Linked DNA regions of Homo sapiens: region 1 is linked to region 2. Evidence: read pairs that join two places in POLR2A ChIA-PET (ENCODE). Cell type or tissue: GM12878. All regions are shown on one strand. Links, peaks and the distances in the headings refer to the core of each region. The heading gives the core; the rest is flanking DNA. Region 1 has its middle 47 kb from the start of KDM7A-DT. Region 2 holds the start of DENND11 (DENN domain containing 11).

Evidence for each region. ChIA-PET counts read pairs that join two places held together with the same protein. Peaks named below come from ENCODE experiments on the same cell type or tissue, not always from the same donor. Only the 100,000 strongest peaks of a DNase experiment are listed, where the experiment ranks them.
Region 1: POLR2A ChIA-PET joins it to region 2 with 10 read pairs; 2 of 35 experiments call an interaction of 5 or more read pairs at or near these places.

Annotation. Positions count from the first base shown.
Region 1 is chr7:140,221,654-140,227,144 of GRCh38, forward strand. No RefSeq gene overlaps it. Among named protein-coding and RNA genes, the nearest start is that of KDM7A-DT, 47 kb to the left of the region's middle. In GM12878, for the core only: no CTCF peak of the experiment used is centred there; no DNase peak of the experiment used is centred there; H3K27me3 peaks cover 158 bases.
Region 2 is chr7:141,698,945-141,704,172 of GRCh38, forward strand. DENND11 (DENN domain containing 11) reads right to left here and starts at 3,222. Exons shown (of 9, transcript NM_001080392.2): 1 at 2,942-3,222. The coding sequence starts at 3,209. WEE2-AS1 (WEE2 antisense RNA 1) reads right to left here. Exons shown (of 4, transcript NR_199841.1): 4 at 5,059-5,228. In GM12878, for the core only: no CTCF peak of the experiment used is centred there; a DNase peak (open chromatin) is centred at 2,637; H3K4me3 peaks cover 2,858 bases; H3K27ac peaks cover 847 bases.

The DNA.
Region 1 (5,491 bases), core at 243-5,242, 1.5 Mb before region 2:
CACAGGTTCATCAGGGTTTTCTAAGTCTATGTTCTGGACTCTATTTCCAGAACTCCAGCCACTTCCTGAGCCTTCAAGCTGCTGTTTTCCCCTAACCCCAGAAAACCCCTGAGGTTGTGTAATTATGAACTCCAAACACGGAGCACCAAAAATCAACAGAAGTCAGGAAAAGAAGCTCCTTAACCTTGTCCAAAGAAGCTCAGTAAAAATACAAATAGTAGCTGTGAGTGAGGCAAAAACAAATCTGTAAACATAAACAGATTAGAGGCCGGGCATGGTGGCTCACGCCTGTAATCCCAGCACTTTGAAAGGCCGAGGTGGGCGGATCGTGTGGTCAGGAGTTCGAAACCAGCCTGACCAACATGGTGAAACCCTGTGTCTACTAAAAATACAAAAATTAGGCAGGCGTAGTGGCATGTGCCAATAATCCCAGCTACTCAGGAGGCTGAGGCAGGAGAATCGCTTGAACCCAGGAGGCAGAGGTTACAGTGAGCCAAGATCATGCCATTGCACTCCAGTCTGGGCGACAGAGCGAGACTCTGTCTCACAAAAAAAAAAAAAAAAAAAAAAAAAAAAGAGAGAGAGATTTGAATTCATTGAATTCAATAGAGATTTAAAAATCATTAGAATGGGAATCTTGAAACTTCAGTAAGGATTTTCCTGTTAAAAAACAACAAATTCGGCTGGGCGCAATGGCTCACGCCTGTAATCCCAGCACTTTGGGAGGCCGAGGCAGGCGGATCACCTGAGGTCAGGAGTTCAAGACCAGCCTGGCCAACATGGTGAAACCCCGTCTCTATTAAAAATACAAAAATTAGCCAGGTGTGGCGGCGTGTGCCTGTGATCCCGGCTATTCAGAAGGCTGAGGCAGGAGACTCGCTTGAATCTGGGAGGCAGAGGTTACAGTGAGCCAAGATCACGCCACTGCTCTCCAGCCTGGGCGACAGAGCCAGACTCTGTCTCAAAACAAAAATAAAAACAAAACAACAAATTCAACCTGACTGGAGAGACCAGAACGTGGGAGTCCCCCATTCGTGTCCCACTGATAAGAAGTGTCCTAGGAATCACAGCAGCTGGTGTCTGAGATCAACAGCCCCCCAGTCACTAAAGCGCTACCCTGCCTTTCACACTCTAGCCCCAGAGCTGGGAAGGGAGCACTCATGGGGACATTGTCCCTGTTCGCAGAGGGAACACGGCCGCTTGTCAGCGCCTTATCCCACTGTCAGGGCAGCTGGCTGGGATGGGAGGGGAGACTGCATGAACCCCCATATTTGTGAAACTGAGTAAAAAGGAAGTTCACTTCCTGAGAAGGGTGAACTAGTCAGGCATGACATCTACAATCACCTTGCTTATGAGGCTGCAACAGAGGGGTGCTTGTCTACAGAGGACGTTAGCTACACAGGCGACGGCCCTGGGCAGATGACAGCCACGCTTGCCCATGGCACTGAGCATACCATGGTGCCCGGTGACAACACTGGGGTCGAGTCTGGAAGCCCTAGAGAACTCTGCTTCCCAGGGCTGCTAACACTGACTGGGGAGGACCCTCTGATGTTACAAAAGCCAGAAAAGGCACCCCCGGTCTCTTTCACGAACCTGATTTCCCTGTAGGAAGTAAGTTCTTGCTTCTCTTAAAACGCGATTCCCAGAACTGAACATAATAAATATTTCATTCCTAGGACCCTAAATGGTCCAATGGGACCGTTACTTCCCCTGTTACTTTCTAGCAACGTGACTTCTATCTTCTGTGGAAGTGGGAAAGCACCTGACCTGGGGTCTCATTCCACTTCTGCCACTTAAGGACTGAAGCCTCTTTGAGATTCAGACTCTTTGGCTGTCAATGGGGGTAAAAATACCCTGCCTATCGCTGTGAATCATTCTGAAGGGAATATGCTCATACACCCAGTGTCCAGCAGTCTGGGGAGACGTGAGATCCCTTTGCACGGATACCCCATGTCACAACGATTCTGAGGCCCCTGATGAGCGCAGGCCCTCAGCCCCAGCCCTGCAGAAGTATTCCCTGGGTCTTTCAGGGAGTCCTCAAAAGGGTCCCCGACATCTGTTGAACCAATCAGTCCCAGTCATCATTGTATCCTTCCTCTGGCCTGTCTTCTGTGGCTTGAGGTCCACCAATACGAGCCTTGGGGCCACTACCTCTAAGACACAGTGCCCATGGGGCTGCCAGGCTCCAGGTCCGGGGCTCCGTTGGTGCTCTAGATCCCTACACCCTGCGTGACCCAGCAGTGCTGATTCTGTGCACGGATGGAGAAAATGCACCTTCCACCCTCAGCCACTCCGTTATCTCCTGCAAGCAACTTTCAGCAACAACTCCCACACCCTGCCAAAAAAACAACCACTGACAAAAACATCAGTTTCCACAGGAGTGAGCTCAGCCGTTCACACCTTCAGACAACATCTCCCCTGGACTCAGGACTGCCTCAGCCTGAATGCCTGATTAACACGCCCAAGCCAGAACTGTGAAGCCCCTCAGAGGGGAACAACAAGAGAGCACAGCTGCCTGTCCCGGAGGCCTTCATGAAACCAAAGGACTTCACCCCCACAGTGAACTGAAACATCCACCTCCAAACCCAGAAAACTGCTGGCCACTTTCAAAAGACACCTCCTCCTCCCTCTCAGGAGCTGGGCCACGCTGCAGCCTAAGGCACCTCTGTCCACGTTGGAGGAGGAGGCCAGAGGGACCACCTAGGGAAAAAAAAATAAAGCATTCAGAGTCAAAAAATACTGTTGATTGCAGTGTGGCAGAGGTGCTAGGGCAATGGGGGAACACATAGGTTCAGAGAAAATCAGACAAATGCAAAAAAGAAACTGCCATTAAGTCCAGAAGGAGAAAAGGGTTGTTTAATCACAGAGTGTTGTCCTAGAACACTACATGGCTCAGAGGTGAGCCATGCCCCCTCCTAACACTACATACCTCCTCCTAATAATGTGAACAGTTGTCATTTATTTCATAAAGTACTGGAATACAAGGATACAGAAGGGGGTATAGGAAGGAGAGCGTTTCCTCCGCTACCATGATTGGAAGTTAACAAGTAGTGTGCAAAGTCGAAAATCAAGAAACAGTAATGTGGCTGGACGTGGTGGCTCACACCTGTAATTCCAGCACACCTGTAATTCCAGCACTTTGGGAGGCTGAGGCAAGCAGATCACCTGAGGTCAGGAGTTCGAGACCAGCCTGGCCAACATGGTGGAACCCCATCTCTACTAAAAATACAAAAATTAGCTAAGTATAGTGGCGCACACTTGTGATCCCAGCTACTTGGGAGGCTGAGGCAGGAGAATTGCTTGAACCTGGGAGGCAGAGGCTGCAGTGAGCTGAGGTCACCCCACTGTACTCCAGTCTGGGCAACAGAGTGAGACTCCATCTCAAAAAAAAAAAAAAAAAAAAAGGAAAGAAAAGAAATAGTAATGTAAGCATATTGTTTAGAAAAATGGTGGAAAATACAAGAAAAATGGCTACAGAGTTGGCAGTGCCGGCCTTCAGGAAGACAGCCTTGGGGAACAAGAGGCTAAGCGCAATTGTAATTTTTCATTATACTTTTTATGTATTTATTCTACTTTGCTTTTTATAGCTATGTACATGTAGCATTCTGTTAGAGATAATTTTATATAAAACAAGTCCTGACCAGGCATGGTGGCTCACACCTGTAATCCCAACAATTTGGGAGACCAAGGTGGGCAGATAACTTGAGCCCAAGAGTTCAAGACCAGCCTGGACAACATAGTGAGACCTCATCTCTAAAAAAAATTTAAAAAATTAGCCAGGCAGGTGGTGTGTGTCTGCAGCCCCAGCTACTGAGAAACCTGGGAGGTAGAGGCAGCAATAAGTCATGATCACGCTGCTGCACTCCAGTCTTTGCAACAGAGTAAGACCCTGTCTCAAAAAAAGAAACCAAAAAAAAAAAAAAAAGAAAAGGAAAATGAAAGAAAACAGATTTTCTCAGCCTCTACAAAGGCAGGTTTCAAAAACCTCAGGGCTCTATCACAGCTAGAGCTGTCATCAGATACGTTGCCATGTGTATTACTTTGCTAGAGCAAAGTAACAAAGTACTACAGACTAGGCAGCTTAAACAACAGTAAAGCATTGTCTCACAGTTCTGGAGGCTGGACGGCCGAGATCCGGATGTCAGCAGGATGGGTTCCCTCTGAGGGCTGTGAGTGAGAATCTGTTCCAGGCATCTCCCTGAGCTGCTGGTGGTTGCCAGCAATCTATGGGGTTCCTTGGCTTGTAGAAGAAGCACCCTGATCTCTGCCTTCATCTTCACATGCCATTCTCCCTGTGTGCATATCTGTGCCCAAATTTCCTTCTTTAGTTTTTATTTTTATTTTTGAGATGGGGTCTCATTCTGTTACCCAGGCTGGGGTATAGTGGTGCAATCATAGCTCACTGTAGCCTTGACCTCCCTGGCTCAAGCAATCCTCCTACCTCAGCCTCCTGAGTTAAGCTGGGGCCACAGGCATATGACACTGCACCTGGCTAGTTTGTTAAAAATTTTGTATTCTCTGTAGAGATAGTGTCTCACTATGTTGCCCAGGCTGGTCTCAAACTCCTAGGCCCAATCGATCCTCCTACCCCAGCCTCCCAAAGTTCTAGGATTATAGGCAGGAGCCACTGCACCTGGCCTAATGGATCAGGGACCACCCTACTCCAGTATGAACTCATCTTAACTAATTACATGTGCAATGACCATATTTCCAAATAAGGTCACATTCTGAGGTACTGGGGGTAAGGACTTCAGCATATGAATGCGGGGGGCAGTAGCAGTAGGAGGAACACAATTTAGCCCAACAAACTGTTAAAACTGTGGAGTGTTATTGTCATATACTTTAAAACAAATTGGCCACCCTGCAGGTCCTGTGTCTTAACATGGCTGCCTTCCTATAATACTGACTGGTACACTTGCTCCCAGAGCTCCCAATTCAACTCTGCAACAGCCCCAACTCTCTTCATTTCTCCCTGAACACACACCCACTGAAAGGTACTCTTGCTCCCTCCCCTCAGCCCCCACATTAACACCTGTCACCCTGTGGTGCTGCTGTGCCTATGTCCTGATTCCTTTGCACAGATCCCTGCTCACTAATTGAGCCTTATCTCTTCTCCCTCTCCCATTGATCCAGCCAGTCCTTTCCTCCTTCTTCTTAGATCAGGGGTGTCCGATCTTTTGGCTTCCCTGGGCCATACTGGAAAAAGAAGAATTGTCTTGGACCACACATAAAATATATTAACAATAGCTGATGAACTAAAATAAATAAATAAAATCACACAAAAAAGTCTCATGACATTTAAAGAAAGTTAACAAATTTGTGTTGGGCCACATTCAAAGCTGTCCTGGGCCGCAGACAGCCCATGGGCTGGACAAGCTGGCCTTAGATAGATTGAGACCAGGAAGCCCCCAACTTCCCCCATAATAGAACTCGTAAACTGAATCTCAGCACAAAAGGATCATCCTCCAGTGGCTGAGTACACTAGAAGCTT
Region 2 (5,228 bases), core at 1-5,000:
GGAGGGTTGAGGTGGGTGTGGGGTGGGGGGAGGAAGGATCTCCTAGGAGTGGAAACTGAGGACACAGGTGGGAGAGACATGGGGAAGTGGCTAAGCAGGCAGGCCAGCGAGAGAAACTAAACAGCAGACAAATCACACCTATGTAAGAACTTCTAAAATATGCTCTAATTTTGGTAAAGAAGTCAATATTCACTTTATCGCTTTTGGCAACACAGGCGAAGGAGGGGCAAAAGTCTGGGTGGGCCAATATTAAATAGGAACAAATAGCAGATCTGCCTCAGCAGTAAAGGGGGGAAGATGCTGGGCCAGTGATGGTCCAGCTCACTGTGCCACTATGGGCCTCACTCCACCGGAACCATCACACAAGGGGTACATCAGGCACTCTCTGAGGGCCCTGTCCTAGTGCTAACCTTGAGGCCCTCAGAAGCTCAGTAGCATTCATTCACTACATCTCCTACTTTTAAGATATATATAAAATAAAATTATATGGTACAAGGTCTATCAGAGTATTTTTACAGGAAGCAAAGTGCCATTTAGGACTAGGATAGATGACAAAAGAGACAAACACATTTATGGTCAGTAAAGGACTGCTTTCCCCCCACAAAAAAACACAAAAAAAACACAAGTTACAAGTGCTCCCTCTCACACTGCGCTCTCTCTTCCTCCCTCCTTTCTCCTCCATCCCTGGATAAGTAAGGATCAGGTGCCAGGGAGCAGGGGTTCAGGCAGCATAGTATACTAGAAAGACAATGGGACTTACAGTCAAGTATTTATTGGCTACTTAATATTCCCAAATTACCTAACCATCCCTGGTATGTTCCCTCATTTACAAATTGGGTATAAATGATCATCAAATTACAGAGCAGTGATCAGAATAAATCAAACAGCATTATAGTAAAATGCCTGCACAAAATGTCTAAATGTGTTACAATCCCTTCTTTGCACAGTAGCCTTAGTCTGAAAACCATCACTCACACACACACACACACACACACACACTCCGTATACACAAATTCACAAAGCCATGCTCACTGCCTGTGACTGACAAGGAATGGGGGCAGGTACTAGCCCTCTGGCGCTTTTATCAATTGATAGATATCAATTGGCCAATATCAATAATTGATCAATTATCAGTATTATCCACCCTATCTGTCTGTAATTAGTATAAAACTTCTTTTCTCTTTCCCTTCCCTAAGACTCTACCACTGGAGCTACCAATACTAAATCAGACCGTGTGAATGTGCCCTTTCTATTCCTTCTAGTTACTCTGAAATATTTCCCAGGATAAGTCAAATGCTGGTAGCTGTTTACCTGTAAATGATGGGGTACAGTATAAGCAATATGATTAGTTACAAAGTATTGGTTTTTGTCTAGCATTACGGGTAACTTTGGTCAAAAAAGACCAATACTTTTCAAACTACTGGTATCTAGGAATCTCAAATGCGAGTCAACCAGCATGTGTGATGAACACTTAAAAAAAAGAGAAAAGAGCCACTGCATTCCAGCCTAGGCGACAGAGTGAGACACTGTCTGAAAAAAAAAAAAAAGAGAGAGAAAAAAGAATGCATTACATGTAGAAGGAGTCAGCACTACTTCATGAAATGTCTATTTCAGTTACATAAGTACTGTACGTGTATGTGAGCATATTGGTTGTGATGTAAAATTAACTTCACATGATAGATCAGTCAAAAGAGTTTGAAAGCCATGGAATGTGGCAAAGAAACAAGCAGAAGTCACAAAGGCCTGAATTGTCCCCACAAACTCTGTCCCTGCAAATGGAGCTCCACAGTGAATCCCACATTCTTCCTGTGTCCTACAGCTGAGAACCCCAAAATTACCGGCCTGGAACCCATCATCAGCTGCCATACCAGATTCCCCTTCTCCAGATCCTAACCCCTTTTTTTCTCCACTCCATCCCACCTCATCCCAGAAAGCAGCCAATATTTTCCCGCACGAACAGGCACTCCACACTCCAGCAGCTGCCCTGGAGACATTGACAGTCACACCTGGGTTTCCTTAAGCCCTGACACCACGACTCCTGCGATGACACCTCCTTCCCCCAACCCCGAACAGCAGAGCCACTCTCAGAGTCAGAAGTCCCTAGCTGACCCTCCAAGGCTTCCTGGGCGCGCAGGGTCGTTCTTCCACCTTCTGTCCCCCGTGGACTCTCACCTGGAAAACGCACACCCCCCTGCCGGGTGGTTAGGCTAAGATTATGTGGGATAAGACTTTAATTCTCCAAGCATCTCCGAAAGACAGCCTATCCGGGGAGGCTTCTCCTTTAATCAGCCTTCAGCTGAATCCCTCAGCCCCATCCCTTAATGCTCCCGGCGTTAATTCCTCAAAATAATGCAGTCAGAGAAAGTGAACTTGGCCGCTAGGAAAGTTACCCCAGAGGAAGCGACGGGGAGCTAGGGCGAGCGGGGAGCGGGGGACGGGGTGGGGGGCGAGCGGGGAGCGGGGGACGGGGTGGGGGGCGAGCGGGGAGCGGGGGACGGGATGGGGGGCGAGCGGGGAGCTCAGGGCGCTCGCCCGGGGGGTTTCCTCCGCACAACGTGAAAAATCTTCTAGCCCCCAAGAAAAGAAAACAAAACCCAACGTGGCCACAAACCGGATGCCCTGTCACTGAAGTGCGAACACCACTGTGGGGCTGGGACTCAGAGGAGAGGAGGGGAGGGGAGAGGAGGTCGGCGGGGCTGGAACAAAGCCCTCGGGGCCGCTCCGAGAGGCCGCGCGCCAGCACCCAGCTGCGCCCCGAGGGAGAGAGCTGAGGACTGGCCGACCCCCGCCCTTCCCCAAGCCCGGGAGCCCGGGGCCGGCCCTGGTGCGGGGTGCGGGGCCGGGAGGGCAGGTGCGCGCGCAGCGAGCCCCTCCCCCGCGCCCCCAAAGCTCGGGGGCACCCCGACCCTCCCCACGCGCCTGGCCCCGGCGCGGCCCTCACCCGAGCGGGGGTCGAAGGTGACCACGAACACGGCCACCACCTGGTCCTCCTCCACGTCGCCCAGCTCCAGGCGCCCGGGCTGCAGCAGCACCTCCGGGGCGGCCGGCTCCTCGGGCTCCCGCCTCCGGGGCGGCTCCGCGGCCGGCCGGGCGCCCCCGCCGCCGCCCCGGCCCCAGCCTCCCGCCTGCGGCTGCGGGGCCTGCGGCAGGGAGACGGCGGGGCCCTCGGCCCAGCGCAGCAGCGGCGCCGCGTCTCCCTGCTCCACCATGGCTAGGCGAGGCGGAGCCGCGGGCGCGAGGGGCGGGGCGGGCGGGCTGCGGGAACCCCCCTCGCCTGGCCGCGCCAACGCCGCCGCCGCCCGCCGGGTCTGGCGCTGCCCGGGGCCCCGCCGCGGAGGCGCCTTTCCCACGGAGCCAGAGCAGGCGTCCGCGGAGCCGGCTTCGGGAACCGCGAGCCTATTCGGAGGCGCCCGTGTGCACGTCCGTGTGTGGGACGCGTGCGGCCGGAACGTTCATCCTTGCGTCCATACACCTGTGTGCGGGTGGAGGTGCCTTCTCACCTAGGGTTCCGTGGTATAGCTACCACTGTGAGTTTTTATGTCACCATTATTTTTTAAAGTCCGCTGGTCCTGTGGACCGTGACAGATATGTATTACATAATCCTGGATGTGTGGCAGAAGCTGCTTCTAAGCAGAGGAGTGAAGCAGAGGTGCTCTGGCTACCCAGGTGTTTGCAATATACTCATCAATAAACACTGAAAAGGCCATAGGGTTAAAGTTTGGGAATTTTGTTCTTCCTTTTATATTACAAACTGATTAGGATGGAGATTATGAGTTTATTTCCTGGTATATATACAACTTGAGGGTATTAAATTAGGAGGTGCTGGAGCATTTGTGGGACGAGGGATATTCCCTCAGAAGATCAGGAAAAGGAAGTTGCTCAGGGGAGAAAGAGGAAAGTCAGCTCTAAAGCTGATGGCTTTGGAAATGGATTAGGGGTTTTCTGTGAACCCCCATTTTATATTTAAAAATAAATTTTACATGCCTCAATCCTTGAGGTAAATCTAGCAGCTAAGTAACTCTTTAAGAGGAGATGTGTATAAAAATAGGAATAGCTATTAAAATAGAAAGAAGGAGGTGGCAAGAGAAGGAGGTACACAGTTCATCCAGGGTTCAGCAAGGCTCCATGGTTTGCCTGTTCGCAAAAGGACCCAGTAGAGCTATGTGCTGGGTGCTACTCCACGGGATGTTTATGAACCTCCGTGTCCTACACGTCAGCACTGCAATGATAATGTGATTTAACCCCTATCCCTAAGAAGATAATCAATGACTGCCCTAGGCTGCCACTTCTAATCTAAAATCTATGATATAACAATAAAGAATGTACTTATGCAGCATTTTACCCCCAAGAACAGGGTCTACTTTCATTATTTACATATTTAGTTCAGCCTTTCCTGAAAGGTAAAACTTCAGCATAGGAATCTCTTGATTGGATCAGAAGGATGAAGAAGTAGCTGTGGATGTTTGACCAAGTTACTGATGACCTCCAGAGCTCATCCCTTGGAGCACTGACAGCAAATAAGTCAAGACGGAGCACAGTAGAGATCCATCTCTGAGAATGTCTCCTCCATACCTGCTCATTTCTTCCCAGTGAGGCACTGTGTGTGTGTGTGTGTGTGTGTGTATGTATGTATGTGATGTGGGAGAGGCAGAAACAGACATACACACATACATACACACACAGAGACAGACAGAGAGAGAGAGAGATCTTATTTCTGTGGCCGGGGGCGGTGGGGCTGGCCTTGGTGCAGGTCACACAGGTGACCCATTACCTGTTCTAATCTTAGGGACTCCGGGAATGACCACAGCCCAACTGTGACTAACAGAGAAAAGGTCAGACTAGTGGGTCTGTACCATCGTTTTAAAATGTCTGCTCCTTAAAGTATCGGTAGGATATCATCAATCTCTAAATTACTGGGACATCAAATCAGAGATCTATTCCTATTCTAAGTATGCTATGTGTTGTGTGTGTAGACAAGTGGTATGTTTCTACTGTCACAGCTATTTTGATGAATAATCTCTAGTTCTAGCAAATGGGAAACTTTGGCAAGAGAAGCAATTTGTTAAAATCTGTTTGATTTATTCATCAGATAGATTTATAGTAGATTTCAAATTAATAGAATAACCTAGGGGTTTTTATTAATGGCACTAAAGTATCCATGGGTAAAATATGTTGTCACTGATTTGCTTCACAATACCCCAGCACTCACCCTCAATGAAGTTGCAGTT